Regions from separate parts of the Homo sapiens genome. Here region 1 is linked to region 2. The links are chromatin loops, found by intact Hi-C in ENCODE. Cell type or tissue: MCF 10A. All regions are shown on one strand. Each heading gives the region's core, and the rest is flanking DNA. Links, peaks and the distances in the headings are about the cores only. Region 1 holds the start of LOC105376812 (a long non-coding RNA gene). Region 2 has its middle 140 kb from the start of LINC01654.

Region 1 (5,373 bases), core at 258-5,257, 120 kb after region 2:
CTCCATGATGCATAATGTACATATTTGTATGCATACATAAGTATACATGCACATATAATAAATGCATAAATATGTGCATATTTTGCAAAGGTAAATAGAGAGAGAGATGGAGCTGCACTACAGAAATACAAAGACAAGCCTATTTCCAGATATTCTCTTGAATTCATTTCTAGACTATTTCTAGTTCTTAGCAAAGTGCTTGGTACATAATAGATACTTGACACATATTTGTTGAATGACCAGACATAAGAATCCATGATTTTTGTGTGTGCGTGTGAGAGAGAGAGAGACTAAGAGAGACAGAAAGAGAGAGAAATAGGGAGACAGAGAGCATATGTGTGTTCCTCAGCCTGAATGCCGCCCCTGCTGCCTTGGGAGGTTTGGACAAGCCCAGGCTGGAATACACTTGAAGGAGGGGCAGGACTTGGAGAAAGCAGAGAAGGGGGCTGGTAGGAAAGATGGAGGGACAGGATGGATAGATATAGTTATAACAATAATTCAAGAGGCAATATCATGTTTAATGCAAATTCCAGAAAATAAAATAAAATTAATAAAATACTGAATAAAATACCAAAAAAAAAAAAAAACACAAAACAAAACTATATACTTTTTTTTTTTTGAGACAGAGTCTTGCTTTGTCTTTTTTTGAGACAGTCTTGCTCCCAGGCTGGAGAGCGGTGGCATGGTCTTGGCTCATTGCAATCTCTGGCTCCCGGGTTCAAGCGATTCTCATGCTTCAGCCACCCAAGTAGCTGGGATTATAGGTGTACACCACCATGCCCAGCTAATTTTTGTATTTTTAGTAGAGATGGGTTTTCACCATGTTGGCTAGGCTGGTCTCGAACTCCTGGCCTCAAGAGATTCCATCTGCCTTGGCCTCCCAAAGTGCTGGGATTATAGGCGTGAGCCACCTCTCCCAGCCAAAAAACATTAACTCTCTAATTCCCCTTTCTCTGTCTTCTTTTTCCTTTCTAGTTAGAATTGTCAGATAAACACACAAACAGGATGCCCAATTAGGTTTGAATTTCAGATTAAATGGTAAATAATTTTATAAGCATGTTCCAAGTATTGCATGCACAAATATCACATGCTACATAACATGTACTAAAAAATTATTCATCCTGTACATTTATTTGCCCAATCTGGCAACCTTATCCAGTCGTTCTAGTAAAAGTTCCTACATTCTACTTTTTAAAAATGCCACATAAGTGCTCAAAGACCTTTGATCCTTTGATGGTTGTTCATTGTCTATGGGATTAATAATATTCCTTTAACCAGGCCTCTGGCCTCTGAGCCACAGGTCCCCTCTCTCCAGCTCCAGTCCACGTGGAAGCCTGGCCACTGATCGATGCAGTGCCCCCTCCACTCATGCCTGGCCTGGTCCTGCAAATACCTGTAAGCAGCTGTGGGTAGGGGCAGGTAGCTTTGGTCCATGTTTGGCTTCTAAATCACATTACCTTCATCCCCCACAAAAAGGTAAGTATCAGCTGGCCATGGAGCTCCTGCTGTCTTTTGCACAGAATCAAACCTCACACCTAAAAGAGAGAGGCCAAGCAGATTTTTCTTTACCTCTTCAGGACACCAAAAAGGTAATTCCCTTTTCCCTGGTCATGGAGGAGCTCAGAAAGAGCCTTATCAGAGATAAAGCCTTTGCAGTGGGTCGTCAACCGTCACTCACAGCCACTGCAGGCCCCAGCATCGGGTGATGGTGGAGCCCTGCTTGGTTTTTGTCGTGCTCTTTCAGCATTCCCACATTCCTCAGCCTGAACATCTCCCCTGCTGCCTTTGGAGGTTTGAACAACTCCACACTGGAATACACTTGAAGGAGGGGCAGGACTTGGAGAAGGCAGAGAAGGGAGCTGGTAGGAAAGTTGGAGGGGCGGGTGCTTGGAGCTCCCATTGTATCCTGGGAACCGTCTCTTGAGCCTGGGTCACCTCATCTAGAAAAACAGGAACCACAAGGTCTGCCTGCCCCTCAGGATAATGGTGAGGGTGCAGTGAGATGGTGCGTGGTAAGCCTCCCCCTGTACAGTCTGTCCTCGTCGTGGTAAGCCTCCCCCTGTACAGTCTGTCCTCGTAAAGTTTCACTTCCTTTTCCTAGTGTACAGCCTGCAGTGGGGCATCTAGCCTCCTAGGGTTGGTTCTAGCCAAGTTGGTATTGAGTTGAATGGTCTTCTGCCACTGAGCTGAGCCAAAGACCCCAAGCCTGGTGTCTAAAACCCCTCACTAAGAGCCCATCTTGGAGATAAGTCAGGGACTGATGCCTCTGATTAGGCCGTCCCTCCCTGTCTTGGGGAATCAAGGTGACACGAGGAAACCCTCATTCAGCTTGCATTCTCCAAAAATAGCCTATCACTCACCAAACTCTTCCCAGCTGTCATCCCAGTAAATTCCCCCAACAACCCTGAGGTTGGGCTCCGTTACCAGTCACGTTTTAAACAGCTAGTCACCAGGGCTCTTGGCTGTTGGATTTCACGGCCTGTGATCTTAACCCAGAGCCCTTAAGAAATTGGAGGTGAATTTTGGCTCCAAGGGCAGTCCCTGCTGCAAGCTTGGAATTTCCATCCTTCCCTGCCTTTCATCTGGGAATAGAGAGGGGCCTGGACACCGCCACCTCCTGGTGCACTGAATGTACCCAGGCTTGCTTCAAAACCAGCCACCTGGCTCCCACTCTCAGCAGTAAGTCCCCCCTCCCTCACAACCACAATCTTTTTCCTGGGTGTTTTTTTTGTTTTTTCTTTCTGTGGCTCTGGCCTTCTCTCCCTGAAAATACAGTTTGCTGATATTAAAAACACACACACACAATCACAAACACATTTTATATAGTCTTTGAAGTCTACTGGCCTCAGGCTCCTGGACTGATAAGTATGCAGATAGAGCGCAGACCAGAGCTGGGAAGACAGTACCCTGTGCAGGCGGAGGCAGGGGCCCCCGCGGGGGTGGGAAGGGACAGAGACGCCAATGGGTCCCAGAGGCAGGGCGTCCCACCCTGTTCATCTAAGCCTGAAGGAGAAAATCGGATCAGGTTGGGGAAGGGGGGATGAAGCCCGTCAGGGCTGCTGCTCCTGGGCTCTCCAAAATGAGGTCTGCTCTCAGAGGCTGGGCCATCAGGGGTTCCCTCTTTTTTTTTTTTTTTTTTTTTTTTTAGACAGAGTCTCGCTCTGTCGCCCAGGCTGGAGTGCAATGGCGTGATCTCGGCTCACTGCAACCTTTGCCTCCCGGGTTCACGCCATTCTCCTGCCTCAGCCTCCTGAGTAGCTGGGACTACAGGCGCCCGCCACCAAGCCCTGCTAATTTTTTTTTTATATTTTTAGTAGAAACTGCGTTCACCATGTTACCCAGGATGGTCTTGATCTCCTGACCTAGTGATCCATCTGCCTCGGCCTCCCAAAGTGCTGGGATTACAGGCGTGAGCCACCGCGCCTGGCCCATCAGGGATTCCCTCTCAAAACAGGGAGGGGAAAAGGATGTTTCATGTGCCCCAAGGCCTCAGAGGGCATCTTCGTGCCCAGGAAAAAGATTAAGATGGGGAATTGTTGAGGTTCTGGGGTCAGTGTAGTTCTAGAAAAGAGGCACGTTTATAAATTGTGGCAGGCAGGGTAAAGAGGAGGGTACAGAACAGTAACCTCTGTCAGCCCCTTCAAAGCTGCTACAAAGCTGCCTGGATAAGGACACCGCCCACCAGATACTCAGCAGAATCACTGGGGCAGTGATGCCCTCCTGGCACAGCAGCAGACGCCCAGCTCTTTGTAAACCCAGGGAAGGAAGGTGCCACCTTAAGGGAACTCCCAGGTTGATGAGCACAGGGCTGCAGGGAGAACCCAGACATTAGGACCTGATGGCCTGATGAGGTGGTGGAGGACAGAGCCCATGACCTCCTAGGTACTGAGAGCTCCCAGGCTGAGGAGAAAGCTCCAGCTCTTGTTTCACAGGGAAGTCCCCAGTGAAATAGGGGAAGGAGGACCTACATAAGCACAGGAAGCTCCGACGCAGAAGTCCTCTTCACTCTCAATTCTGCAGTCACCAAACCTGGCACCTCTTACCCATCCCCAGACTTGTGCCAAGGGGTCTCGCAGAGGAGCCTTCCCTACTTTCAATGCTTACTGTGTTGCTTTCAAAGCTTGGTCCCCGCATCTAGTCTGAATTCTCTGACTGCCTTGGGTCCCTCAGAAAGAGACATCTGACCCCACTTCACTTCCACTTAACCTGCACTGTCCCATCCATCCCCATCACCCCTCTCCCCAATTCCACCCCACCCATCTGTACCACCCATCCCTGCAGCTTCTCAGCTCCCTAGTGTCCTCACCTTTGTACATGGCTTCCAGCAATGGAACCCCTGTTTGTGAGCTCATCACTTGTCGAGGGCTGGGCTCCTGATCTCATCAGCTTCATCTCTCAGCTCCTAACACAGTGCCCAGCCACTATGTTTATCTCACATTAGCTACATGGCCCATGTATGTTATCTCATCAATACATAGGAGACCAAGGCTCTGAGAAGCCTGACAACTCGCTCCCCCATCACCCGGGGAATTCTTGTCATCCCTTACGTCACAGCCTAAATGTCCCTTCCTTGGGGAAACTCTCTCTGACATCCCCCACCGCACCCCATCCTCCCCACTCCAATGCAGCATCTTGTGCATCTCTGTAGCACTAATCACAGTGGCATTTAATGAGTTGTTTCTGCAATGGTTTGCTCTCTCCCCACTCATGCATATGCTCCTCAAGGGATGGCAACATGTCTCTATTGTTTACCACCCTGTCCTGAATGCAGGGGCCCTGACTCAGAGAAGACTCCGGGTAATTATTTACCATTTGAAGAATGAATGGCTTCCTAAGTTTGTGCACCTAGAGCTCTCTGGCCTTCAGCTGCTTCATCTGTAAGTAGGCGGAGCCTTAGGTCCCCAGGACTAGCTCACTCTTAAGATGACTTCTCATTCTTAGGTCCTAGAAAATGCTTTTTAAAATTCCATCTTCCTTTCCCAAATGGAAACAACAATGTCATACCAATCAGGTTGGAAAAAAAATGAGAAATTTGGATAATGCCATGTGCTGAGTACCAGTGTCCTCGAAGAAACCTGTCAGTATTCAGGGAAATGAAGTACTGCACGCCTTCTGACCCCACCATCCCACTCCTGGGGAGACTCCGGGGAAACACTCACGTGGTCCCAGTGGGTCACCCACATGGTGGGGCATCGGAGGCAATCTAGTGTCCACCCCTGGAACAGCGGACATCTCTAGAGAAACTCTGCAGCAGTCAGAAACATCGAATGAGATAATGCACAGCAACTCAGGTAGATCTTAAAAACATGGTGTTAAGTGAAAAAATTAAGCAACAGAATGAGATCTATAGCCCAATACAATTTATGTAAATTA
Region 2 (5,373 bases), core at 202-5,201:
GGCCAAGAGTCAGCCAAACGGTTCTGATCCTGGCTCTGCTCCTGAACGCAGTTGTGTGACCTTCGATGAGGAGCTTCCTCGGTTTCCCCATTGGGAAACAGAAGGATTGGACTAGGATGCTCTCTAAGGATCCTCCAGCTCTAAGAGTCTATGAATAGACTTTCCCTGAGATGAGAGCTTTTTAAAAACTGTTTGCAGGAACCCACATATGCACAAACCCAGCCTTATGTACAAATGGAGTAGGCGGCAGCCTGTATGGTGTGAATGATGGCTGCTGGGAAGGGCCCCTGCCCGAAATATTTCCATCGCTCATCCACTGCCAATGTGCTTGGAGTCTGCCATTCCAGAGCCATGCCTTCACCAAGTTCCTATTTCAAAATGCAAGCACCTCAAGGCGGCCTAAGAGATTATGTCCTTTATTTCTGGGGGAAGGGAACTTTTATTTTGATGGATGCCAAAACTGGTTTGCATTTCCTGAGTTTAAAGTAATTCTCTTGCAGGTGAGAGTAGCCTGCTCAGTGCCAACTGGGAGAGCAGAACCTTCCTTCCATTCAGTAGTTGGGAGGGAACTGGGGAGGCTGCTGGAGGATGCCTGCTGCTTTATGGAGCATCCTCGGCTTTGGCTCCAGGTAGACGTGGGCTTGAATCCTGGCAGCCGGGTGACCTTTTGGGATACACTCTGACTTCCTCCTTCCTGGAGCCAAGTCTCTCATTTCCCTGGGACTTAGCACACACAGGCTGCTGGAATGGCTTCTTCCGGAAGAGGAGGGATCCAGCCCCACTGAGTGGGTATGTTTCCCAGGAGAGGCCTGGAGGCTGATGCCTGGGAAATGCCAACACCTCTCCCCTGGCTCCTCTTGGCAAGCCCATCTCTGCACCCCTCCCTGTCTTTCCAGCAGCCCATTGGAGGCTGATGGACAGGAAGGTGTCATTTCCTCCTCCCACCCAACATCACCACCACTTCCCTCACCCTGTCCCCTCCTGGCTCCGAGTAGCGGTGAAACTCTTCCCGATGAGGGGTACCTGCACCATCCAGACCCTCTCTAAATGGAGGGCAGCCATGCTTACTGGGGCAGGTAAGATGATGTGGGAGGTGCCTGGCACATGATGGGTGCTTGATGCATGTTGGTGACACCCCACCCCTTTCTGTTCTCCTTGCATTTATGAGGTCAAGTTAAACATGGGGGGCACAACCACATGGTGAGCTTGTGGCTGAGCTATGGCCACACACACTCTTCTCTCTCATAACCCATTGGTCCATTCAGCCCTAGAGATCTTGACAGAGGGCAACTGTCACAGAGCCACAAAATAGCAGTAAGGGACATTGCCTGGCACAAAGTAGGTGCTCGAATGATTGTGCTATACTCAGGATAACATCTAGGGTCCTTCCTGGGCTCCTCTAGCCTCTGTAGGGTCTATCTGGCCCCTCTCCAGCTCTTTGACTTTGTGTCTTGCTACTTCCCTGCTTGCTGATTCCACCTTAGCTGCATGAACCTTCTCTAACTTCCTGGAACATACCAGGACCTTGCAGCCCTCCCTCTGGAATGGTCTCCCCCAGTATCTGCATGGCTTATTCCCTTGCTTCCTTCAAATCTCTTTACATGTCACCTCGGTGAAGAAGACTTCCCTGACCACCCTAACTAAACTAGCACCCCCGTCACTCCCTATTCTTTAAAGCATTTGTCTCCCTTACCTTATATATTTCTTTGTTTGTTTGCTTATTGTGAGAATCTAGCATCATACCTGATAATTTTTTTTTTTTTTGATATGGTGTCTCGCTCTGTCGCCCAGGCTGGAGTGCAGTGGCGCGATCTCAGCTCACTGCAAGCTCCGCCTCCCGGGTTCACGCCATTCTCCTGCCTCAGCCTCCTGAGTAGCTGGGACTACAGGTGCCCACAACCACGCCAGGCCACTTTTTTTGTATTTTTAGTAGAGACAGGGTTTCACCGTGTTAGCCAGGATGGTCTCGATCTCCTGACCTTGTGATCTGCCCGCCTCAGCCTCCCAAAGTTCTGGGATCACAGGCATGAGCCACCGCGCCTGGCCCATACCTGATAATTTCTACAACACATTTTTGTTTGCTGCTGTATCCCCAGCACTGAGAACAGTACCTGGCACATAGGAGGTGCTCAGTAAAGATCTGTGGACTGAATGAATGGATGGATGAATGATCCATGTGGGCAAGACCAGTGTTTCTAACACAAGTTCTCCAGATCTCTAGAGGGCGCCAGAGGCCATCCCAGGGGTTCTGCAGCTGCTCGAAAAGGGGACCAAGAATTTACCTAGGATTAAATCCATATTGGCTATTGCTTAATAAATGAAGTTTGTTCTATAACCATCCATTCAGAAAACATTTATTGAGCACCTACTATATGCCAGGCACAATGCCAAGCATCAGCATTACGACGCTGAGAGAAACAAGCACATTTATGCCATTTTGGAGCTGGCAATGTCATTGGGGAGCTCATGATATTCAGAGTGGGGTCCCAGGGCGGCTGCACCAACAGAATTTCTGACTCCATCTCCAGATGGTCCTGACAGTTTTCGTCTGCATTTGGAGCAAATCTGCCTCCTTGAGAACATTTCCTTCTTCACCCCAGCCTTGGCCTTCCATCTTATAAATGAGACATTTGTACAGGAAGATCCTTAAGAACCTCTCTGGCTCCCACGTTTCCTGGCTCCCGGGGAAGAACTCAGGAAGACAGAGGCATTGGGTGCTTCTGATCTCAGGAGAGCCTGAGATATGGAGGGGCAGCTTAGCACTGGGGTCCAGATGAGGACACTCTGAGTGCCAGGCTTGGAGGATAGCTCCTCCCTGATGCCCGCTGTGCAGGGAGATGGTTCTTTTCCTTTATCAGCATCCTGGCACAGCATGCAAGGAGCTGCCTTCCCTTGAGTGGCAAAAGCCAGGCTGAGTGCCAACTTATTAGGAATAGCTTCACCACTACCCAGAGCCAGGAGGGGCCAGAGTGGAGGATGTGGTGGTGATGTTGGGTAGGGAAGAGAGGGCGAGAGCTTCCCATTCATCAGCCATCAGCCTCTGACAGGCTGCTGAAAGGGAAGGGAGGGGTGCAGAGATGGGCTTGCCAGGAGGAGCCAGGGAGAGGCGGTGGCATTTTCCAGGCACCAGCCTCCAGGTCTCTCCTGAGAACACACCCACCCAGTGAAGCTGTTGCTGGCTGGATCCCGCTACCCCTGGAAGAAGACATTGCAACAGCCTGTGCGTGCTGAGTCCTGAAGTGAGGGATTTGGCTTGCGAGGGAAGAAGTCAGAGCAGAGCTGGAAAGGAAGACTTTTATGGGGAGAGTGGGGAGGACTGTCTCTATAGAGCCCCACCAAAAAAAAAGCAGGAAGTGTTTAAGTCAGATACTAGGAAGAACATCTCGGCAGGACCAGTTGTCATTTTATTATCAAAGAGGACTGTGGATACCTGTGTAGAGGTTGTTGTGTCTGATTTCTGAATCATCCATATGAGCTCTGATTCATTCATTTGTTCATTCATCCATCCATCTATCCATCCATCCATCCATCCATCCATCCATCCATCCATCCATTCATCCATCCAACCTTCCATCATACATCCATCTTACTGTGTGCCAGTGCTGAGCCCTGGGCAAGGGAGATAAATAAGACAAAGTCCCTGCCCTCCAGGAGTCTGTGAGTGGGACAAGGCACATGCCTAGCTAACTAAAACACACAGCCAAAGTGGGTGGTGGCATCTTAGAAGGACCAACAGGAGATTAGAAGAGAGACGACACTTGGGACCAGGTGGTCACAGAAGGCTTCCTGTAGGAGGTGGTATTTCAACTGGGCTTTGCAGTATCTCAGAATACCCAGGAAGACAGGACAATGTAGACACAGACTCAGAGGTGGGAGAGTGCAAGGCCCAGGCAGGAGTGTCAGCCTACCATGTGGCTGAGGCATGTGGTTTCAGCAGGGGTGCTGAGGTCACCTGACCCTGGCCTTGGCAGGAAGGCTGGGTCACCTGAACCATGTCTAGCCTATCAGTAGAGTCCATTCTCCTGGCTACATGATTGGTTCCAGAATGGCATGTGAGCCAAGATGTTCCAATGAGAATCAGCCATGGGATTTTTGCTGGAATCACCCTCATCCCTTATGTCATTTACAGCCAATGGAATTATCTTCTACACAGCCTCTGGTGGAGAGATAGCCAGACCAGGAACTGAAGTTTGGGCTTGAGCTCTGGCTCTGTTCCATGCCCAATATGTAGTCTTGGGCAAACTCTTGCCTCCCTCTGGGTCTTTGTTTCCATGTTTGTAGAAGAAGGAACTCAAGGTAGATGACCTTCGAGGTGCTACTAACTTTTTAACTCTGGAGTTGTACATCTCTTAGTCCCATTTCCTCTCCATCCCGATGCCACCATCTTGTGGGGAGGTGTGTGTTTGGGGAGGAGTTCTGCTGGGTATCTGAGCACACAAACACAAAAACATCCAGCAATTGTTATTATCTGCAATTTCTTGGCTCTTCCTTGCTGTGCTTCTGCTTTCCTCCATTTTAACAAGATTGGGGGGAAATTGACGAGGCTTTGCATATTGAAAGAAGCTGAAAACCCTGCCTGACTCTCACCCTCCCTATCTGACAGCAGCTCAGGGAGGATGGGCTGCCTGTCTGCCACTCAGCAGAGCCCAGCTCCAGCCCACAGCATGGAGGCTCAGGGGCTCTGTCTCCTCCTGGCATCTCCTCTGTCTCTGTTCCCCATAAGACTTGGGAAGTTCATTATTTCCCTGACTGGCTTTTCTGGCGAGACTCAAATTAATTTTCCATCTCTCCTTCTCTCCCAAGCTTCGCAATCATTAAATGCCAGGGAAAGTTAAATAAACAGCTGATTTACAGAAGCATTTCCTTTCTTTCTTTCTTTTTTTAAAAGCAGGAACCTCTATTAATCAGTTGTGCCGAGAGCGGTCTGATTAAGCAGTTCGCGCGCCCTTCAGAGGAGCAAGTGTGGGGTCAGCGGGCCTAGCGACTGGCAAGAGGCTCCTAATCTGGGATAAAAATAGCGCAGGCCCCTGTCCCCTCCGTCTTCTCCCCACAGAGGGGGGAGGGGGGCAGGCCTTTTCTGCATGGAGGGGCAAAACAAGGCACTTGGCTCAGACCTGAGGTCTCTCCACTATCCTGAGCTGAAAGACTTAAAAAAATATTTTCATATTTTCACTCAACTCCGCTGTTACACAGAGACTCAGAGAGGGGAAGGCACCTACCCTGGGTCACACAGCAAGGTCACGGCAATGCTGGGATTAGGATCCTGAATTTCAGTTTGGAACTAAGGGATGAGGAGGCTTCAAGATTTGCATGCCTTGAATAATTTGACAAGAAAAGGCAAGCACGTCACATATACTGGCACTGTCAGGGAGC

Evidence for each region. Hi-C counts contacts between places; a loop is a spot of excess contacts. Peaks named below come from ENCODE experiments on the same cell type or tissue, not always from the same donor. Only the 100,000 strongest peaks of a DNase experiment are listed, where the experiment ranks them.
Region 1: it touches region 2 in a loop (19-fold over the local background); 2 of 110 quality-filtered maps call a loop at or near these places.

Annotation. Positions count from the first base shown.
Region 1 is chr1:18,039,265-18,044,637 of GRCh38, forward strand. It overlaps LOC105376812 (a long non-coding RNA gene), which reads left to right and starts at 4,490. Exons shown (of 3, transcript XR_947008.3): 1 at 4,490-5,291. In MCF 10A, for the core only: no CTCF peak of the experiment used is centred there; no DNase peak of the experiment used is centred there.
Region 2 is chr1:17,920,817-17,926,189 of GRCh38, forward strand. No RefSeq gene overlaps it. Among named protein-coding and RNA genes, the nearest start is that of LINC01654, 140 kb to the right of the region's middle. In MCF 10A, for the core only: a CTCF peak has its summit at 2,260 (motif pointing right); no DNase peak of the experiment used is centred there.